Linked DNA regions of Homo sapiens: all the other regions are linked to region 5. Evidence: chromatin contacts called from ENCODE Hi-C or POLR2A ChIA-PET data. All regions are on one chromosome and are shown on one strand. Each heading gives the region's core, a stretch centred on a gene start or an enhancer-like site at or near the end of the contact. The rest is flanking DNA. Distances are from core to core; before and after follow the strand shown.

Region 1 (2,700 bases), core at 117-2,616, 250 kb before region 5:
AAGTTAGATGTGTGGGTGGCACTTAAACTTTTTTTTTAAACTTATAATGGGAATAATTAACATTTATTGTGCAAGTATTATGTGCTAAGCAGTCAACTGATAGGATTTATTACTGTCCTTTTCCACAGTCCCAAGAGATGGACACCATTAATTTTTACAAATAAGGAACAGACTCACAGAGTTTGAGAAACTTTGGGATCACTCAACTAGTAGGAGTTCAGTCCGGATTTAGAACAAGGGACTATCTGCTTTTAGAGCCCAAGACCTTAACATCTCATTCCTCAACTCATTAAATGCGGAAGGTTCACTAACCACGTGCAGGGCGGGGTGCTAGCCCCTGGGGATACAAAATGATCAAGAAAAGGACGCCATCATACTAAATCAGTAAAGGAAACAGATAAAGAAATCCTCATAAAACAGCGGATTGGGTGGGACGATAACAATCTGTGCTTGGTACAGAGGTAGCTCCTGGGAAGGGAAGAACTCAGACCCAGAAATCAGAAACGCAAACTGGCAGTGGCAGGCGAACCTGACGCCTGCAGGGCTGCGGCGAAACCGCGTATGCCACACCGAGGGAATGGCAGCTGGAAAGAGAGGCACGCGACAGGCCTAAGGAGACCCGTGGCACGTAGCAGCTGCCCCCGGAACAGCGCCTGGGGGCTCTGCAGGCGCTGACCAGTTTCCCGGAGGCGGCGGCCGCGGACCCAGCACGGTCACCGTCGCCGCTGCCGAGAAGAGCCGTCGGGTCGCGATGGGTGGACAGGCCTTCCGGGGGAGCGTCGCCCGGCACATACCCTGACAGTCCCGACCGCAGACGCCAGGGATGGGACAGGCTCCCGGGGAGCATCTCCTGTTCCTCCTCCCTGACCGGCCTTCTTAGGCGCTGGGGAGGGGCCGGACTCCCGAGAAGCGTCCACTCGGCCACCCTCCCCGGCAGGCCCGACTTCAGACGCCGCGCGCCGGGACAGAGCGCCCGGGGAGGGTCCCCAACGCAGATGCCCGGTTGCTGGGCGCGAGGGGCTCGGCCCCTGAAAAGGCCGCAGAACTGCGCTGGAAATGAATAAAAGCAGCCCGGTTTGAAACCAAGGCCGACGCAGGGCTTGGGAGGAGAGGCAAAGGAAAACCCTTACCTCATGATGGCAGCGCTCTGCAGGCCGTCCGGGCGGCGCAGTCCCTCGGATCGCTCTCTCCTCAGCACCGGGGACCGCGGGAAGCCGCGCGGTGGGCGTGCGCGTGCGCGTGCGCGCGCCAGGCCTCTGCAGCCCCTGGACTCGGCCGCGCGGCGTGTCTTTGTTAAAGGAGAGACCCCAGCCCCAGCAAGAACAGGAAACTGGAGATTGAATCAGATGCCGAGCGCTCAGAAACTGAAACTTAAGAAATCGAAACTAAACGTAAGCTTCAGAAACCGAAACTTAATAGAAGAGCTCAAGAGCCGCGGCCAGACGTTTGCGGAGTCCAGGGTCTTTCGGAGTTGAATTTGCAGCTGGGCTCCTTCACTTTGGTCTCGGCTTTTATCTGCCTCCCTGAGTACGCTGAGTTCGCATGCTGCCCGTGTAACTGTTTGTTTGTTTGTTTGTTTGTTTGAGATAGCGTCTCACTGTGTCACCCAGTCGTGATCTCAAGGGATGCGCCCGCCTCTGCCTCCCAAGGTGCTGGGATTACAGGCGGAAACTTAAGTCCCTGCTTCCACTCCAGTCTTTTGATTCAACAAGCAACACTGCAATGCTATACATCTATGCTGTTATTTCTGTTGGGTGTAAACTGAGAAATTTGGAGCTAAAATCTATATACATTTTAAGTTTTGACGGATATTGCCAAATAGCTTTAAAAATCCACTCTTACCCACAATTGTAGGAGACTGCTTCTCTTCCATACCTTCGCCAATGGTGCTTTGTAATAAGGACCCAATAAAGACAAGAGTGGTATTGGGGATCTAGGCAGAAAATGTCAAACACCCATACCTTAAACATTTTGTCCCCTTTGAATTCATTCAGCAAATATTGACAAACAACTGTAAGAGCCAGACTTTGTTCAAAGTACTGTCAATATAACAATAAAGAAAACAGACACGGGCCTTACCCTTATTGAGTTAATGTCTGTATTCAAAACCTCAATATCCTGTCCATAATTCATCTTTTGCATTGATTTTGGTTTTTTTTTTTTTTTTGAGACAGGGTCTCACTCTGTCACTCAGGTTGGAGTGCAGTGGTGAGATGACAGCTCACTGCAGCCTCAACCTTCATGGCTCAAGCGATCCTCCCACCTCAGCCTCCTGAGTGGCTGGGACTATATGCGTGCACCACTATGTCGGGCTAATTAATTTATTTTTTGTAGAGGCGGGGTTTTGCCATGTTGCCCAGGCTGGTCTCCAACACCTGGGCACAAATATTTTTCTAAACCTTAAATATTGTTCCGCCCATCGTGGCCTCCCAAAATGCTGGGATTACAGGCATGAGCCACTATGCTTGGCCTGATTTTGAATTTTTAAAAACATATTGCATTGAAATATTGTCTACCTTGATCACTGAGCTTCTGGCACCCCACCCCTCAAAACTTAGTGCCTGAAGCGAGTGCCTCATTTAAAGCAATCACTTCTAACAGTTGTACTGTCTTATACAGAAACTGCTGGTCACCTGTGGCTATTAAGAACCTGATTTTTAATTTAATATAAATTTAAAAACTGATAAGTTAATAGAAAAC
Region 2 (2,700 bases), core at 33-2,532, 130 kb after region 5:
ATATCACATTCGAGCTATTGTACCCTGGCCACAGGCCCAAGGTGCCAGACTGCACATCTCTCCTGCTATATTCACCTTTGAACTAGACCCTCTCTTAGGGCAACAGCTCAGCAGGGAGCACCCTCTGAGGAGTAAGGGGGCTAAGTCTCTCTTAAAGACCCTGAAAATACTGCCGGTGCTGGTTGAAAAGCCCTGGTGATCTGTGATAACCATAGTGACAGAAAACTCCGGGAGTTTTATGGAACCTCATTGCTAAATTTCCTGCACAACTGTTTCAGCACAGTGAAGCCCATGATTCAGCAATTGCTAAATGGCACTGGTCACTTACTAGGTGACAAAAATGAGCCCATGGGGGTACAAAGGCAAAGCTCAGGTGAATTCTATTGAGTCTGCCAGGTCCTATCACCAAATATCCCTGTAAATGGAGTGACATTGCTAGGGATGCTCTACAGATTACCTCCATCAAAGATTCAGATAACCATTGTTATCTGATTATTATCCAATTAACATCCTAACAATTGCTGTGAACATAAGGAGGTGAATAAAATATAGACTTCTGCCCTCAGTTAGTTAATCTAAGGGTAGTGGAGTGTTTGTAAAACTTTTACTCAAAATAGAGAAAAATAAATACCATTACATGAAAAGGTAAGAGAAACTTCTGTGCCTTAACCTCTCACTTTCTACTGGTATATATTTGCATAGTGTAGTTTCTCAAATTGTGGTCCCTAGGCCTTCATCATCTTGATACCTGCAGATGAATATGTAGTAGTATACAAACTCTAAGGCATAGGCCTGGACTTCTTGAAACATCTTTAGAAGCTGGGCCTTGAGGGTGTGTATTTTTAAAATTTCCTCATGTGATTCTTATATTAAAAGTTAAGAACCAGTGTTATGGTACGTTATAATTGATCACACTTGCATATATAGTTTATTATTGTGCCTGACAATTATAAGAAGAGCAGGCGAGATGTATCTCCATTTTGTGGATGAGCAAATTGAAACTCAGACATGGTAAATCCAAAGTTATACAGTTAGTTCACGGCAGAGCTAGAATTAGAACCTGGACTACCCGATTTCACATTTAATCCTTGCCTTACCCCATGCTGGCCTGTTTCTCTGTTGAGGAAAAAAAATGAATCAAAATGTGAAATGACAGACATTGTTTCCATAGGGAATAAGTCTTTTTCATACAAGCAGGGGCAAATTTTAGTACCAGGAGAAACACTGCCACCTTGTGGCCATGTGGAAGTGAAGCACAGCCTTGTCTGTCATTAGAGAAGTTGATTCCTCCCAGCCCCCACCAACCTCGCCGCTGCCTTGGTTGCACTGCTTTCAGTGATGGATTTGTGTTGAGCTATACTCACTCTCTACTGATGAAGCTGACGAGTCCTCTGGACTTTGGCCTTTGGTTTTGTAGCTAAGATTTTTTCTCCTAGCTGAGGTTAATTTACTCATTTAGGGCTGGGAACACGAGGTCATCATGCCATGCAATAGCCAGCAGAGCCAAAACCATTCATCTCGGTGGATACTTTCTGCAGCTGACACATGTCTAGCTTTCTAGAACTTTGGCCCTAAAATGAAAATTTTAAAAATATATATATATATATTTGTCATAGTTACAAAATCTTCCTGAAGAAGCCAAGGCTGATTTCAATGTTGGGAAGAGGGACCGCCATCCCTTTCAATTCCCAGGAATATACAGAGATAAGAGGGACTCTTCTCCATTCAATTTCAACACACTAACATCTGGAAATTCACAAGAAAATCTTCATGGGGGGTTTCACTTGGCAGACACATGATACAGACCACAGAATTACGTGGAGGGCCCCAAACACAGCTAGTGCTGTATGGCTAGGCGGACAAAAACATGAAACATTCAGCCTTCAAGATAACAAAAAAGTTTGCTCAAGCCATCCCAGGAATCTGTGGAAGTTGTCAGCTATTAATAAGTCCTCAGTTTGGGCAATCTTTACAAGTACTTCTCCTGCCTTGAATGTCAAACCTCCCAAGCTGCTGTATAAGTAAAGCCACAGTCAGTGACTACCCCCACATGAACAGGCTTCAGGCTGTTCTTGATCTCCTTTCCTCCAATCTCTCTGCTCCTCTTTCTTGCTCCTGCCAGGGAACCTTTAGCAAGACCTTCGTTTCGTGAGATTTCAGATCCTTGGTCACTTTCCTGACTTCACACACTAAGTCAAGTCCTCCTGTCATGCTCCCACATTACATTTTCTTCTAATGACATCTGCCAAAGTTGTGTTTAGCATTTAACTGTGTCACTATCCCATTAGTGTCTGCCTCTTGACTAATGGTTCCAGGAGGTAACCATGTATATAAGCCAGACCTAGTACAGTGCCTGGCACAGAGTAGAAATACAATAAGCATTTATTGAATGAATGAACAAACCCATAAACAGGGCTAATTTTGGTTCAATAACTTCATTTTTATTCCCCTCAAGTCACATCTTCCAAACCATATCTTTGATGATCTTTCTGCTGCAGCCTCCAGAGTGAATCTGATATTATTTGTTGTTTAGCATCTCCAAGTTGCTGCTGAAACCCTATCTATCAAACTCAAATTTCAAAGTAGGAAGAGGATAGACACAATTTTTTAGTCCTAGCAGGACGTTAAAGATTGCAAGTGTTCTTAACAATAGCCTCCTGATTTCTTAGAATTTTCTTTGTATAACTTTATGCAAGTTAA
Region 3 (2,700 bases), core at 48-2,547, 160 kb before region 5:
ATACTGAGGTATTTGGCAGTGAATTCCTCTTACCCATCTCATCCCCAAACATGACATTGCAGAGCATCTTCAAGTCCTTGGGGCAGAGTAAGGTAGGGAATCCAGTTTTCCTTTTCTGCCCCCCTGAATGGTCGATGGGGTCTTCCCTCCCTGGCAATCACCTCCTCACTCCTTTCCTAGAGATGCTTGGTGGGAAAGGCATCCTTTTCTCTTAGTTCTCCCTAACATGCTATCCCCTGAAGAACTCCAGGAGGTCAATATATAAATTTAAAAATCAAGTTTACTGAGATTATGCTTTATATACAATAAGATGCACCCATTTTCAGTGTATAGTCTGATGAGTTTTGGTAAATGTTTATGCATATGTAGCCACCATCACTACCTCCCTATAGACTATTCCTATGATTCTAAAAAGATTCTTTTGGGAGCCTTCCTACTCAATCCCCACCATCTCCAGGCAACCACTGATCTGCTTCCCACCATTAGAGATTAGACTAGTTTTAGATAATAGATTAGGTCATTACACTTTTGAGGAGAAATTCTTTTTTTGCTGCTGACCAGCATTCACTACATCAATAAAAATAAATGCTAAGCTTTGGGTTTGTTTTTATATAAGAAATGACAAAAATGCCCATTTGTAAGAATTGTTTCTTCCACTTCCCACCTTAAAGTAATGCAACGTTTCAGGGCAAAATTGCCTTCTTCATGAGTGGGTTTGCAGTACTGATTGTATCTTTCACAATATCTGTTGAAAATAAATTCCTCCTTTTAAAATTACAAGAAAAAAAGCCTGTGACTTAATCTTTTCAAACAAAATGACAATAACAGAAAAACCCAAAAGAGTAATTCCCTTAGGTCTACCCTTGAATCAGCCAAGTTTGTGGCTGAGTGAAATACACCGCTCCTGCCAAGCCTTCCTCTCATTGCAGGAAATAGCTGCACACAGGGAGGAAACATGAGCTGATGCATTCCCCACCCTGCCTCCCCCCATGTAGTTCCGTAGGGAACCATTCCAGAAACTTAAGAAGCCTGTGTGTACACCAAAAAAAGCCACAGGGAAAAACCCCTCAAACATCTTACAAATGCTCAGACTGATAAAGACATATTGAATCTATAAACATCAGGACAATTCAGGAATGTGCCTGCACAGTAAGAAACTCAACTTACAATTTGCACTCAAAAACAAGCATGATTATGCATTCTTATTTCACTGACCTCATGACTGCCCTCTGTGTCTCTGCTGTTCCGAAAAGCTGGTGACCAGGCTGATTTGTTCTTCAGAAGTCTTCCTGTCTGCCTCAAGTAAATACTGAAGGAACTATATAAAGGGGTGGGAGAGTAGGGCACGCATCAGCTGATGTTTTCTCCGTTTTTGAGTAATTGCTTTTAGGGGAAGGAAGAGGAAACTGGAAAGTGAAACTAATTTAAAATCGTTGGGAGGAGGAAAATGAAACCTAACGGCTTGAGACCTGCAATGGCTGAGCCAGAGTACGTTATTCAAAACTGTGACTAAAATTTGTTTGAGAGAATGTGGAAGCATTCCTAATGTAAACCAAAAAATTAAATTCTAAGGCCATACTCACCAACCATGTGACTGGACCCCTGCTTTTGGCCAAGGGCATTCCAAAGTTAACCTGAAAACTGATGTGAAGGGGAAGCTGGATATGCCTCATTACATCCTTTTTCCTTTTGGAATTACTAATAGAACACACTCTTTTTTTGTTTTTGTTTTTGTTTTTTTTTGAGACAGAGTCTTACTCTGTTGCCCAGGCTGGAATGCAGTGGCATGATTGCGTCTCACTGCAACCTCTGCCTCCTGGGTTCAAGTGATTCTCTTGCCTCAGCCTCCCGAGTAGCTGGGATTACAGGCACCCACCACCATGCCCGGCTAATATTTGTATTTTTAGTAGAGACGAGGTTTCGCCATGTTGGTCAGGCTGGTCTTGAACTCCTGATAGCAGGTGATCCAACCACCTTGGCCTCCCAAAGTGCTGGGATTACAGGCATGAGCCACTGCACCCAGCCAGAACATGCTCTTTTTAAGTGTATTAAGAAACATTTACAACCTATTCTCTCTGAAGCCTGCTACTTGGAGGCTTCATCTGCATAATAAAACCTTGGTCTCCACGACCCAGACATTCCTTTCTAATGATTGTCTATTGAATTTCTATTGGATGTCTCCAAACATTCCTTTCTATTGATAATAACTCTTTCAACAAATTGTCAATCAGAAAATCTTTGAATCTGCCTATGACTTGGAAGCTGCCCCGCTTCCCTGTTTCCAATTGTCCCACCTTTCTGGACCTAGCCAATGTACACCTTACATGTATTGATTGATGCCTTATGTCTCCCTAAAATGTATAAAACCAAGTTGTGGCCTGGCACATGTTCTCAGGATCTCCTGAGGGCTGTGTCACAGGCCATAGGTCATTCATATTTGGCTTAGAATAAATCTCTTCAAATGTTTTACAGAGTTTGACTTTTTTTGTCAACATTAGGTATCTGACCATCAGTCTAGGGTGGGGCCCAGGAAACAGCATTTTTTAAGCCAATTCTTATTATTTTTAAAAATTTTTTGTGGACACATAGTAGATATATATATTTATGGGGTACATGAGATATTTGATGCGAGCATACAATGAGTAATAATCACATCAGGGTAAATGACTTCAAGCATTTATTCTTTGTATTACAAACAAT
Region 4 (2,700 bases), core at 91-2,590, 230 kb before region 5:
TGTCACTTAATACGAATTCAAGAAGTGATAACTACCTTTATAACATTTAATATTATTATTATTTTAATTATCAGTACCAACTCCATCTGTTTACAGAGGAGGGTTCATCATAGGCCTGTAATGTGCATTTTCTGGAATTTTTACCTCTTCAAAATTTTGCCAACTGGAGCACTGAGGGGAAAATTTACAAATCAGTATTAAGTAATGGATTTTTTGTTTGTTTGTTTGTTTTTGAGACGGAGTCTCGCTCTGTTGCCCAGGCTGGAGTGCAGTGGTACAATCTCAGCTCACTGCAACTTACGCCTCCCAGGTTCAAGTGATTCTCCTGCCTCAGCCTCCCAAGTAGCTGGGACTACAGGCATGTGCCACCATGCCCAAATTTTTGTATTTTTAGTAGAGATGGGGTTTCACCATGTTGGCCAGGATGGGCTCCAACTCCTGACCTCAGGCGATCTGCTCACCTTGGCCTCCCAAAGTGCTGGGATTACAAGCATGAGCCCCCTTGCCCGGCCTAAGTAATGGTTTTTAAATCAGCTGAGAAATTCCCACATTAGGCCCTTTAGGTAAGGAAGATACGGATCTTCCCAAGCAGATGTGGATCATCTTCAGTCAAGGACGTACCAAGAGCCTAGATTTTCCAGGGAGGAGGCAATCTGTTTATCTTAAGCTCAGCCTGATTGCGAAAACCTGTTGTAAGAGGCCAGCAGTGCAGAAAGTGAGACCAGAAGCCTATGGAGGAAGGCTGTGAGCTTTTCCTACCACATCTCCACTGTATTACCCACAAGACATCAGAGAGGCTGCAAGACTGAGGCTTTCACATTCTTGTGGGTCCTGCTTTTTCTCTGTGGTAAAGAACCTGCAGAAAGCAATGCCTCTACTCAGACAAGCTGTCCATTCCTTCCCCATATCAGACAGAAGTGAATCTGATGGGAAAGAATCTCTCAGATTGGGATCATTTTCTCCCTTCCTGCAAAACTCTTTTCCCATTTCCCTCCCCTTCTTTGGGCTATAGCATGAGGTAAGCTTCCTCAAGTTCATGCTAACAAACATAAAAATGCATTAAACAATTTATGTATGTGTGAACGTGCACACACATGCATGCACACATTCAGTCCATAAGCAGATACTCAAATCGAGGAATTAGAAAACCTGACCTCACTGAGATCTAACCTGTTGAAATAGTATTTAATTACCATTTTTTCAAAAACTTTAGACATTATGGCAGAGGAGCAAAGAAATCCTTACCTCATGGTTGCTGTAAATTAGGCAGCCGTTCTGCAGGGTTTTGCTTAGCCAGGCTCCTCTGAGATCTGGCTATTCTGTCTTGTGGATTTTCAGTTACGTTTAAACCCCAAGACAGTGTTATATAAGGGAGCTAAACAGCAGCCAATGGTGTAAGCTGTGGGTGTGTCCTTGCAAGTTGGAAACCTAGGGAAACCGAAAGGGGAAAGTGAAACTAAAGCTAGCGGAATTCCTGCTGACGGGGGGGGGTGGGGAATGAAACTTTGTTTCTATTTTAAAACAGATAAACTGCAGACCTGCAACCATAGATGTTTCTAGTGCTGCAGAAACCCAATGACTGGCCAGCATTTGGAACGAGATTCACGTCCTCCCTAAAGAACATCAGTCCATTGCTGCCTATTGTGGCAGTTGGTGGCTGGATTCTGGATGAATACACAGAAAAAGGAGAATTGAAGGAGATAGCTCTATTTTCAGTTTCTATATTTAGAAGGAACCTACTATCAAATATAAAAATCTACTCTTAATTAATTGAGTAACAAGGCTTTTGGTTGCTGGTTGCTTTTTGGTTGCTTACTTTTGGTTTCAGCTTGACGGAAATAAGCAACCAATCTGGTTTAGGAATGAAGGAAAGAGACCAATACCTAGAAAGCCTTCTAACCCCTGATGACTTAGGCAGGAGGTAAAAGCAAGGAGGTATGGTTTGAAATAGAGAGCCCTCTATTGCTCCATCATGGACACTGTCATTCTGAATCAAATTCCAGTACAACCTCCACTACAGTTCATGGAATTTGAGTTTAAATAGTTAGCAACTACCTGGCACATAGAAGCATGCAAATAAGTGGTAACTATTATTATTATTATTTTCAGTCATCAAGTTAAAAATAATGATTCTTGGCTGGGTGCGGTGGCTCATGCCTGTAGTCCCAGCACTTTGGGAGGCCAAGGTGGGCGGATGACAAGGTCAGGAGATGGAGACCATCGTGGCCAACATGGTGAAACCCCCTCTCTACTAAAATACAAAAAATTAGCTGGGTGTGGTGGTGTGCACCTGTAGTCCCACCTACTCGAGAGGCTGAGGCAGGGGAATTGCTTGAACCTGGGAGGCAGAGGTTGCAGTGAGCCGAGATCACACCACTGTACTCCAGTCTGGTGACAGAGCGAGACTCCGTCTAAAAAAATAAATAAATAAAAAATAAAAAATTGTTGTCCGGGTGCATTGGCTCAGGCCTGTAAGTCCCAGTATTTTGGAAGGCAAGGCGGGAGGATCACTTGAGCCCAGGAATTGTAGACCAGCCTGGACAACATAGGGAGACCCCAACTCTACAAAAAAACTGAAAAAAAAAGCTGGGTGTGGTGGTGTGTGTCTGTGGTCTCAGCTACTCAGGAGGCTGAGGTGGGAGGCTCACTTGAGCCCAGGAGGTAGAGGCTGCAGTGAGCCATGGTCACACCACTGCACTC
Region 5 (2,712 bases), core at 153-2,652:
CAAACTTCATTGTCCCTCAGACCCTTCTGAGAGGGTTATCTGCTCCCTGACTCAGCAGGAGAGAGCAGCGAGATAAGGTTCAGGTAGCGTACGTACACTCACTCCAGTAAGACATCCCTAGTGGCCATATCAGGACTCCACACAGCTGCTACCATTCCCACTGCAGGACTTTGCATACCATTACCTGGAAGTGCTTGGGATCCTCCAAGTACTTCTATTGCTTCGCATTTTTTTCCATTTGGAGGATAAGCCTTATGTCTGTCATGATATTCTGTGAGGCAGAGTTTATTCCTACTTCTTTTCTTTGAAGCTGTTTTTACTCCTCCTCCTCCTCCTCATTCATCTCTTATTCTCAGCCTCCTCATCATTCCTCCTCCTTCTCCTCTTTCCTCCTCTTCTCCATTCAACTCCTCTTCCCTTCCTCTTCTTCCTTACCATCCTCTTTCTTCATTTCTTTTCACCTTCCTCTCCTTGCTCCAACTCTTTTCCCTTCAACTCTTCCTCCTCTTCCTTCTTGTTGTTCTATATCTTCTTTTATGTTCCCTTCATCTTTGGCTTTGATGGTCTTCAGTGGGATCATCACTATTTTGTGTAACATGGGACACTGTTTATTCATTAATTCAACAAATTCTTCCGAGGTGCTCATTACATACCAGGATTTGAGCTTGGTGCAAGGGTCATGACAGTGAATGAGGTCCCAGCACTGTCCTGGTAAATTTTTGACACTTGTGGAAAGAGAGACAAGTAAGCCATTGGTTAGGATGTTGTGCAATGCAGGCTATAACAGGTGGAAGAGAAGGTGCTACTTGAACACACACAATGACTCTTTAAGTCAGTTTTGGGGTGTAGGGGAAGTAGTGAAGGCTTCCTAGAGGATCTGATATTTAAAGTGAGACCTAAGCGCGCAGATGCTTCCTCTGTGGAGAGCTTTATACTTACTGTTAGTTCTAAAGACACAGCTTCCTTTTTCTAACACTCTTGTCTCAGCTTTGGTTACTTAGACGTTATAAGGTTCTTGATATCTTATTGTATTTCCTCTAACCCTGCTACAAATTCTTCATTTTTTCCAATGTGTTCAACTTTGAAGAAGCATCCCTCTGTTCACTCCACTTCTCCTTGAATACAGCATTGAGTTGCATTATTGCAAACAGAGCTGGTTCTGACTTTTCCTCCCACCCCCTAATACCACAAATTTAGTGGTAGAACCACAAGTAGAATTTCCAGTGAAGAACTCTCTACTAGATGACACTGAATCAAACCTAACAGTGCTATCAATTAAAATTCATGTACTCTGTTGCATAAACAGGCGATTACATAAGTTGTGTGCTGACGGAGCAGTGTTGAGACACGCTGTCTGGCAATTGGTCTCTCTCGTTTGGTTGCAAGTTTCAGTTTCCTGGCAAGTCTTGTTTCGCCGTCCATCTGGTACAAGTGAGCACAGCAAGACAGCCAGGGTGAGCAGAAAGCCCACAGATACAGGAAAAGGTACTTAGCTTGCAGGTGATGTCAGTTCTTTCAGACAACTAGTCACTTTTTCCTTTCTGAAACTAGATTACAACCTATTTGTCTTTGGAGAGTTGACTGCTAGTGACACTGAAATTTTGGCTTAATTTGCAGACTGGGATGATGAGCATCTATTTTAGCTTCTTAGGGACATGCATAGAGCTGCTTATCTTGCTTGGCACAGGACATAGTTCTACTTTACATAAAGGTAACCACTAAGATTGGCCTTACCAGGGAGGAGAATAGAAAGCTGCCTCTGAGAAGTGCCAAGCTGAGACCCACACTTACTACATTCTATCCAGGGCCAGTCCTGCCTCAGCCACCAGCACCAAGGTTACTACAGCCTGAGTTTAGGTCATGTAATTTCAGTCTCTTTGGCAGCTTCATTAACTCTGAGTTCAACTGCTTCATCTGTGAAATGAGAATAATAACATTTACCTTGCATGATTGTTTTAAAAATTAAATAATTTCAGGGCATACATTAGATGTGCAATAGATATTCCATTTATTATTCATGGAATGTTTATTGAGCATCTACTATGAGCCAGGCACTGTGTTAGGTATGGAGTCTTGCACTTAACGTGATTATAGGTAATCTCATGGAGGAGACAACAATTTTTTACAGATAATTATACTAAGAATGCAATCGTTACAATAAAAATTAAGAAAATAAGCAGAGGAAATTAGTTGCTGCCACCTCTTAACCTTAGGTTCACTGCTAAATTCAAAATAAATTAGAAGTTATAATCTCTAAATATATCATGAGCAAGTAACATCATACTTTGGCAGTTCATTTCTTTGCAGCAAATTGGAGCCATTACATAATGGGTTTTATGATATATACCAGAAAAGTTCAAAGAGGGGTCTGGTGGATGATCCTTTGTTTTGCTTACATCCAAACCAAACAAAGCAACTAGTTAACTCAGCAACAAATCAACCAACCAACAGACATAAAAGAATTAAGCAGTAAGATGTTGCTAACATTACAGAAAACAATTGCCTTGACCTTTATCACAGAATCAAATAAAAATGATGAGAATAACTGATATTTATTAAGTTCTTTTCATACCCCAACTCCATGCTAAGCACTTTCCTGTATGTTCCTATTTATGCTTCATAATTCTTCCAGATGTAGTTTAATATCCATATTTTATAGCTGAAAGAATTAGTTAGAGAACAACTTGCCAAAAGTCACATTGTATAAAAGAG
Region 6 (2,700 bases), core at 126-2,625, 190 kb after region 5:
AATGTAATTAATGTACTAATTTTCTCCATTTTCCGTGATCCTCATAATGAACCAATATATTTTCCTTGGCCTATCAATCCTTTTGTTAGAGACTAAATAGTTTCCCCTTGTTTACTCTGGCATTTGTGATAATATCAATATATTAATTATATGTTATCTATTATACCAACCTTGTCCAACCCACGGCCCGTGGGCCACATGCAGCCCAGGATGGCTTTGAATGCAGCCCAACACGAATTCGTAAACTTTCTTAAAACATTATGAGATTTTTGGCGATTTTTTTTTTAGCTCATCAGCTATAGTTAGTGTTAGTGTATTTTATGTGTGGCCCAAGACAATTCTTAGTCTTCCAATGTGGCCCAGGGAAGCTAAAAGATTGGACACCCCTGTATTACACATTATATTATCACTATAACTAATTGATAATAGTAATGTATGGTTGGGTCCTAATCGGGATGGGACATAAGATTCAGTGGCTGGGTCATTTGACCTTGCCTCAAACTTGAAAGAGACATCAGATTTTGGTGACAATTAATTTGTCAGCCAAATGAAGAGGAAAGAAATTTGGCTTCTATTAATCTCACTGCATAGTATTATGGTATAACACAATGGGAGTAGTACTGTATACTGATAGTGCACTAAAAACTCCCCGAATCTAAGCATAGAGGACAGATTCAATGGAGGTGAGCCTCAAAAGCTCAAGTCACCAAGTCACCTCCTGCTCTGTCAAGTATCTCCTGGTTTGTGGCCTTTCTTTAATTCTCGAATATTTATTAAGAGGCCAATATGTGCCAGGCACTGTTTTATGACCTGGAGGCGCAGCATTGACCAACATTGAAAAAAAAAAATCCTACTCTCATGGAACTTACGATCCAGTGGAAAAGTAGTCAGGGCCCCATTTTCCTAAGCCCAGAGCCCACACATTTATTTGCTGATAGTTCCCTTTGCTCTCCATGCCCCTTCCTGTACCATCTCTACTGTTCCACCTGATTCTTTACGTATTGGAGAACTGGGAAAGCAGGAATGACAGGAAAATTGTTATTATGTCTAGTCTGTAATAAGAAAAAAACAAACACTTTCAGGTACTTTCAGTTTTTAAAAAGTATGACAGTACTATTGTCCTTCTCAACTAATTTTTCTGCATGGAGCTAATACCTCATTCAAATGCACACGCTGCTCTGTACACGGTTTCTTCCGCCTCTGATTTATCTCCTTCCTTTTGTATAAATTTAGCAATCTTTTCCTCACAAACCTTAAAATAGCCAAGCATTCAAAGATTTGGAAAATGTAGAGGCAGTATCATTGTTTGCTCTTGCTTGAGAGTTTTTTTTTTTTTTAATCGTTGACAGCATTCTGGTTTCACTTTCACTTCAGTGGGTAATTTAATGTGATACTAATACAACCTGTAATAACAGTTAAATGCATGGAGCACGAACTACATGCTAGAAATTACAGTAAACAATTTGCATCATCTAACTGAATTTCCAAAATAAACTTATTATTTTCCTCACTTTAAATATGCCTTTTGAGAGGTGAAGTAAATGGCCCAGAGTCACAAGCCAGCAAGTGGCTGATCTGTACAGTATTACAGTGATCTAGCATTTAGGATTTAGAGCGCTATATAGTACTATAGTGATCTCAGCTCATCTAACTGCAGGGCCACGTTCCACATATTTTTTGGCCCCACAATATTAGAGCATTAATCAGGATCCCAAAAATGCTTCCTAATTAGAGTGAAAGAGATTTATTTTATCAAACAAAGTCTTAAGTGAACTATGCCAAAGTCAATGATCTGGTGGAATTCACAGAAATGTTTGTATTACTTAATAACCATTAACTAGCCAGGCATGGTGGCTCATGCCTATAATCTCAGCACTTTGGGAAGCTGAGATGGGAGGACAGCTTGAGGCCAGGAGTTCAAGATCAGCCTGGACAATATAGTGAGACCTTGTTACTATTAAAATAAATAAATAAATAACTGATCTCACTGGCTACAAGAGGAATTCATTTTTTAAAAGACCACCAACATTTAATAAATTGCATTCTCTAGCAATTGCTTTTTTCATATTTTTCAACTAATTGGGTAGGAATTTAGTTTCAATATCACTTTTAATACATAAAGTACCAATTTGAAGTGCAAAATCTTTAGACATCTATTTTGGGGAAAATGTCAAGAACATTTTTCTATTTGGCATTGGTTCACCAAATTGAGTCCTTGAGAGCCTGATTTTTTTTTTTTTCACCAAAGAGTCAAGCCAAATGAAATTCCACCCACGTTAGTCAGGGTATATTTCTGGGTCCTCTCAATGTCTGGTTTAGTTCTAGTTTTAAAATTTAAGAAGAATTTAAAGCTCTGGAGACATGTATTTATGTAAATACACAAAACAGAGGCAGGGCACAGTGGCTCATGTCTGTAATCCCAGCACTTTGAGAGGTCCAGGCGGGTAGATCATCAGAGGTCAGGAATTCGAGACCACCCTGGCCAACAGGGTAAAACCCCATCTCTACTAAAAATACAAAAATTAGCTGGGCGTGGTGGTGCACGCCTGTAGTCCTCGCTACTCGGGAGGCTGAGGCATGAGAATCGCTTGAACCTGGGAGGTGGAGGTTGCAGTGAGCTGAGACTGTGCCACTGCACTCCAGCCTGGGCGACAGAGTGAGACTCTGTCTCATAACAAAAACACACAAGACATAGAGGTA
Region 7 (2,700 bases), core at 79-2,578, 230 kb after region 5:
GGGGAAGTATTATCAGCGCACTTTATAATTGAGGAGACAGAGATTGCTCTAGAAATGCAATGGGATAGGAGAGCTACCAACTTCCATTTGGCCTGAAAGGCACAAAGATATAAAAAAATACTGACCCTGCTGTTCAGGGTCTTAGCCTCAGAGCACTCCTTGCCCAGGCTGTTCACCATCCTCAGTTGCTCCCAAGCTGAGAGCTGCTTGCCCTCCAGTGCATAGTGTGTGTCGGAAGCCACTGGTTGTCCTGAGGAGTTAAGGTGGCTCTGTCTGTGGCAGCACCTCACTGCAGAGACCTCCAGGCCCAGGACTGAGTGTCTGTTTGGTCTAGAAAACCCGAACTCCCCTAGTCTTCTCTGGCCCTGTAACTTGCAGATAATTAGGATTAATACCACAAATAATAAGAGCTGGGATGTACTGGTGCCTGCCATGACCAGAGCCTGAATCAAGCTCTTTATATTAGGATCCCATTTTCTCCTGCAACAGCCCTGTGAATTTTGCCTGACTTTAAAAAAAAATAGAGATGGGATCTTGCCATGTTGCCCAGGCTGGTCTTGAACTCCTGGGCTCAAACGATCCTCCCACTTTTTGGCCTCCTAAAGTGCTGGGATTACATGCGTGAGGCACAGCACCTGGCCATTACTGCCTTTTTACAGAAGAGTAACTGAGGCTAGCAGCAGCCCAATGTCATGCTGCTGGCAGAAGTATCAGCTTGCTCCTTCTTGTGCTTGGTTTCCAATTCATGTTTTTAGCCATTAGGCCAGCATTTCCCAAAGAATAGGCTACACGGACCAACCTCATCGGAAGCTCATTTTAAATGGGTAGAGCCCTGGGTCACATCTAACACCCGCTGAGCTAGAATCTCTGGAGCTGAAGCTGGAAACCTGAACTTCAATCAGATTTCCCTGGTGATTCTTATGTACATCAAAATTTAAGAACCACTGGAATATGATCGAGGGAAATCTTCCAGCTGCAAATTCATGCTTGCCATGCAGGGGCACCTCATAGCCACTAGATTTAAACTTAAGGATTAGTGTGCAGATACTTGCCACCAGATCACTTTCATAATTGAGGCAGAAATCACCAACCATTGCTGTCATCTCTACAGGGTTTCCTTGGAGTAAAACTGGTCTGTTGCACTGCTGTACTTCATATTTACCACCAGGCGGCATGAGCTCCTAGTAAAGCAACATTCTTGGAACAGCCTCTCAGGCTGAAACAGCCATGCCCAGAGGCAAAAATCAGGCAAACCAGAACCACCCACTGAATACGCATTAGTGAAATTTTAGCTCCTTGTGAGCCACTCAACTGCAGTGCCTAAGCACCCTCCTCCCAGTCATCTATCAGTAATTCATCCCCTGACTCCATGAGATGCCCAGTGACTTAATAAAGGGCTGGGCTTTGCACAGGTGGCTGAGTCCCCTTCATGAGCGTCACACCAATCTCCAGAGGAGACAAAACCAGCAACATACAGGTTTGGCAGCCTTCTGAATCCTCTTCTCTCCTCTAACAATAGCAAACCAGACTCTCAAAGGAGGGGAACATCCTTCTATGACTATAAAATTTTCCTATGACAGGCTTTTGCAACTCTGGAGGACAGCATGGGTTTCTAATGACATTAATTCACATCATGCTGCCATTACTGTGAGCAGATGTGTGGGAAGAGGCATTATTTACTTAAAAATAATCCTCTGTTGTCTTGGGAGGCCGAGGCAGACAGATCACCTGAGGTCAGGAGTTCAAGACCAGCCTGGCCAACATGGTGAAACCCCATCTCTACTAAAAATACATAATTAGCCAAGCGTGGTGGCACGCACCTGTAATCCCAGCTACTCAGGCATCTGAGGCAGGAGAATTGCTTGAAACCCAGGGACAGGGGTTGCAGTGAGCCAAGATCGCATCATTGTACTCCAATCTGGGCAAAAAGGAGTGGAACTCCGCCTCAAAATAATAATAATAATAATAATAATAATAATCCTCTGTTGTTAATGTGGTATCATTTGTGTAGCTAGGAAATTCTCTTTAGAAGAATTTCTAACAGAACAGCTTGGAGAAGAACGTCTGACTGTAGTTAGGGAGGAGGCTGTCTGGACCAACACACACTTGCAGGCAACCAGAAGCCATTGCTGCAGCGCAGCTCAGTTTATTCAGAAAGAGACAGCCAAAAAAAAAAAAAAAAAAGAGAGAGGGAGAGAAAATGGGGCAGCCTGAGATAGGGTTCTTCCTTTTCAGAGTATGAAGTAATGTTTATTCCTGGGAGAGCAGAGTCAACTTAAGTAATGTCTGAAGAGCACTATGAGCTAGGACAGAGAGCAGTGTCAAGGAAATAGAACTAGGCAAGGTTCTGCCTGGATGGAACCTGCAGCCAAGTGAGGAAGATGGGCACTAAATAAGCAGTTGGGTACATTGTCAGGGGTTCAAAAGAAGAATTATATGGGGTACTGGCTTTTATAGCCATGGGCTCTAACTTGAGCCAGGAGCTCAGGAGAGGCTGCCTCCCTGAGAAGATAGTGCTTAAGCAGAAGCTTAAAGGGTAAGAATTGAGTAGACAAAAAAAAGGGCTGGGGGCTAGAAGGGGTTAAGGTTTGGGAAGGGGAAGTAGGACCTGCATGGGATGTGTTCCAAGCAGAGGCCCAGAGATGTAAAAGTGCTGCATACCTGGGAAAAAGAGAACCCCAAAGAACTGGACCACACACA

What was found. A loop is a pair of places that touch in the nucleus more often than their neighbours do. ChIA-PET counts read pairs that join two places held with the same protein, here RNA polymerase II (POLR2A). Pooled maps may share reads with other maps.
Region 1: a map with no recorded cell type shows a loop between it and region 5 (11-fold over the local background). The contact joins the promoter of IFIT5 here to the enhancer-like site in region 5. A Hi-C loop is called at or near these places in 2 of 37 single-sample maps with no recorded cell type and 7 of 50 pooled maps. POLR2A ChIA-PET finds 5 or more read pairs at or near these places in 2 of 52 experiments (T-cell and activated naive CD8-positive, alpha-beta T cell).
Region 2: a pooled map shows a loop between it and region 5 (7-fold over the local background). The contact joins two enhancer-like sites. A Hi-C loop is called at or near these places in 13 of 37 single-sample maps with no recorded cell type and 12 of 50 pooled maps. POLR2A ChIA-PET finds 5 or more read pairs at or near these places in 1 of 52 experiments (MCF 10A).
Region 3: a loop to region 5 is called in a pooled map, with 3 times the contacts of the local background. The contact joins the promoter of IFIT3 here to the enhancer-like site in region 5. A Hi-C loop is called at or near these places in 6 of 37 single-sample maps with no recorded cell type and 12 of 50 pooled maps. POLR2A ChIA-PET finds 5 or more read pairs at or near these places in 2 of 52 experiments (both activated T-cell).
Region 4: a pooled map shows a loop between it and region 5 (5-fold over the local background). The contact joins the promoter of IFIT1 here to the enhancer-like site in region 5. A Hi-C loop is called at or near these places in 2 of 37 single-sample maps with no recorded cell type and 7 of 50 pooled maps.
Region 6: a pooled map shows a loop between it and region 5 (3-fold over the local background). The contact joins two enhancer-like sites. A Hi-C loop is called at or near these places in 1 of 37 single-sample maps with no recorded cell type and 6 of 50 pooled maps. POLR2A ChIA-PET finds 5 or more read pairs at or near these places in 1 of 52 experiments (activated naive CD8-positive, alpha-beta T cell).
Region 7: a loop to region 5 is called in a map of CD4-positive, alpha-beta memory T cell, with 11 times the contacts of the local background. The contact joins the promoter of ACTA2-AS1 here to the enhancer-like site in region 5. A Hi-C loop is called at or near these places in 1 of 168 maps with a recorded cell type or tissue (CD4-positive, alpha-beta memory T cell), 1 of 37 single-sample maps with no recorded cell type and 12 of 50 pooled maps. POLR2A ChIA-PET finds 5 or more read pairs at or near these places in 1 of 52 experiments (BJ).

What each region holds. Positions count from the first base shown.
Region 1 is chr10:89,413,234-89,415,933 of GRCh38, reverse strand. It overlaps IFIT5 (interferon induced protein with tetratricopeptide repeats 5), which reads right to left and starts at 1,366. Exons shown (of 2, transcript NM_012420.3): 1 at 1,131-1,366. The coding sequence starts at 1,135. It also overlaps a transcript of LIPA not described here. RefSeq lists enhancers at 320-389, 490-589, 1,200-1,509.
Region 2 is chr10:89,028,558-89,031,257 of GRCh38, reverse strand. No RefSeq gene overlaps it. Among named protein-coding and RNA genes, the nearest start is that of MIR4679-1, 33 kb to the left of the region's middle. Within about 2 kb of position 1,282, at least 5 of the 41 ENCODE cell types and tissues checked have a DNase peak (open chromatin) inside an H3K27ac peak, as active enhancers do.
Region 3 is chr10:89,326,594-89,329,293 of GRCh38, reverse strand. IFIT3 (interferon induced protein with tetratricopeptide repeats 3) reads right to left here and starts at 1,297. Exons shown (of 2, transcript NM_001549.6): 1 at 1,216-1,297. The coding sequence starts at 1,220. It also overlaps a transcript of LIPA not described here. RefSeq lists a silencer at 920-969 and an enhancer at 1,290-1,529.
Region 4 is chr10:89,391,263-89,393,962 of GRCh38, reverse strand. IFIT1 (interferon induced protein with tetratricopeptide repeats 1) reads right to left here and starts at 1,340. Exons shown (of 2, transcript NM_001548.5): 1 at 1,246-1,340. The coding sequence starts at 1,250. It also overlaps a transcript of LIPA not described here. RefSeq lists enhancers at 611-660, 1,462-1,511, 1,742-1,791 and a silencer at 2,344-2,505.
Region 5 is chr10:89,162,506-89,165,217 of GRCh38, reverse strand. No RefSeq gene overlaps it. Among named protein-coding and RNA genes, the nearest start is that of CH25H, 43 kb to the left of the region's middle. RefSeq lists an enhancer at 1,590-1,639. Within about 2 kb of position 1,402, at least 9 of the 41 ENCODE cell types and tissues checked have a DNase peak (open chromatin) inside an H3K27ac peak, as active enhancers do.
Region 6 is chr10:88,973,791-88,976,490 of GRCh38, reverse strand. It overlaps a transcript of ACTA2 not described here and a transcript of FAS not described here. Among named protein-coding and RNA genes, the nearest start is that of FAS, 16 kb to the left of the region's middle. Within about 2 kb of position 1,375, at least 8 of the 41 ENCODE cell types and tissues checked have a DNase peak (open chromatin) inside an H3K27ac peak, as active enhancers do.
Region 7 is chr10:88,931,312-88,934,011 of GRCh38, reverse strand. ACTA2-AS1 (ACTA2 antisense RNA 1) reads right to left here and starts at 1,328. Exons shown (of 5, transcript NR_125373.1): 1 at 1,053-1,328; 2 at 126-371. RefSeq lists an enhancer at 1,638-1,737.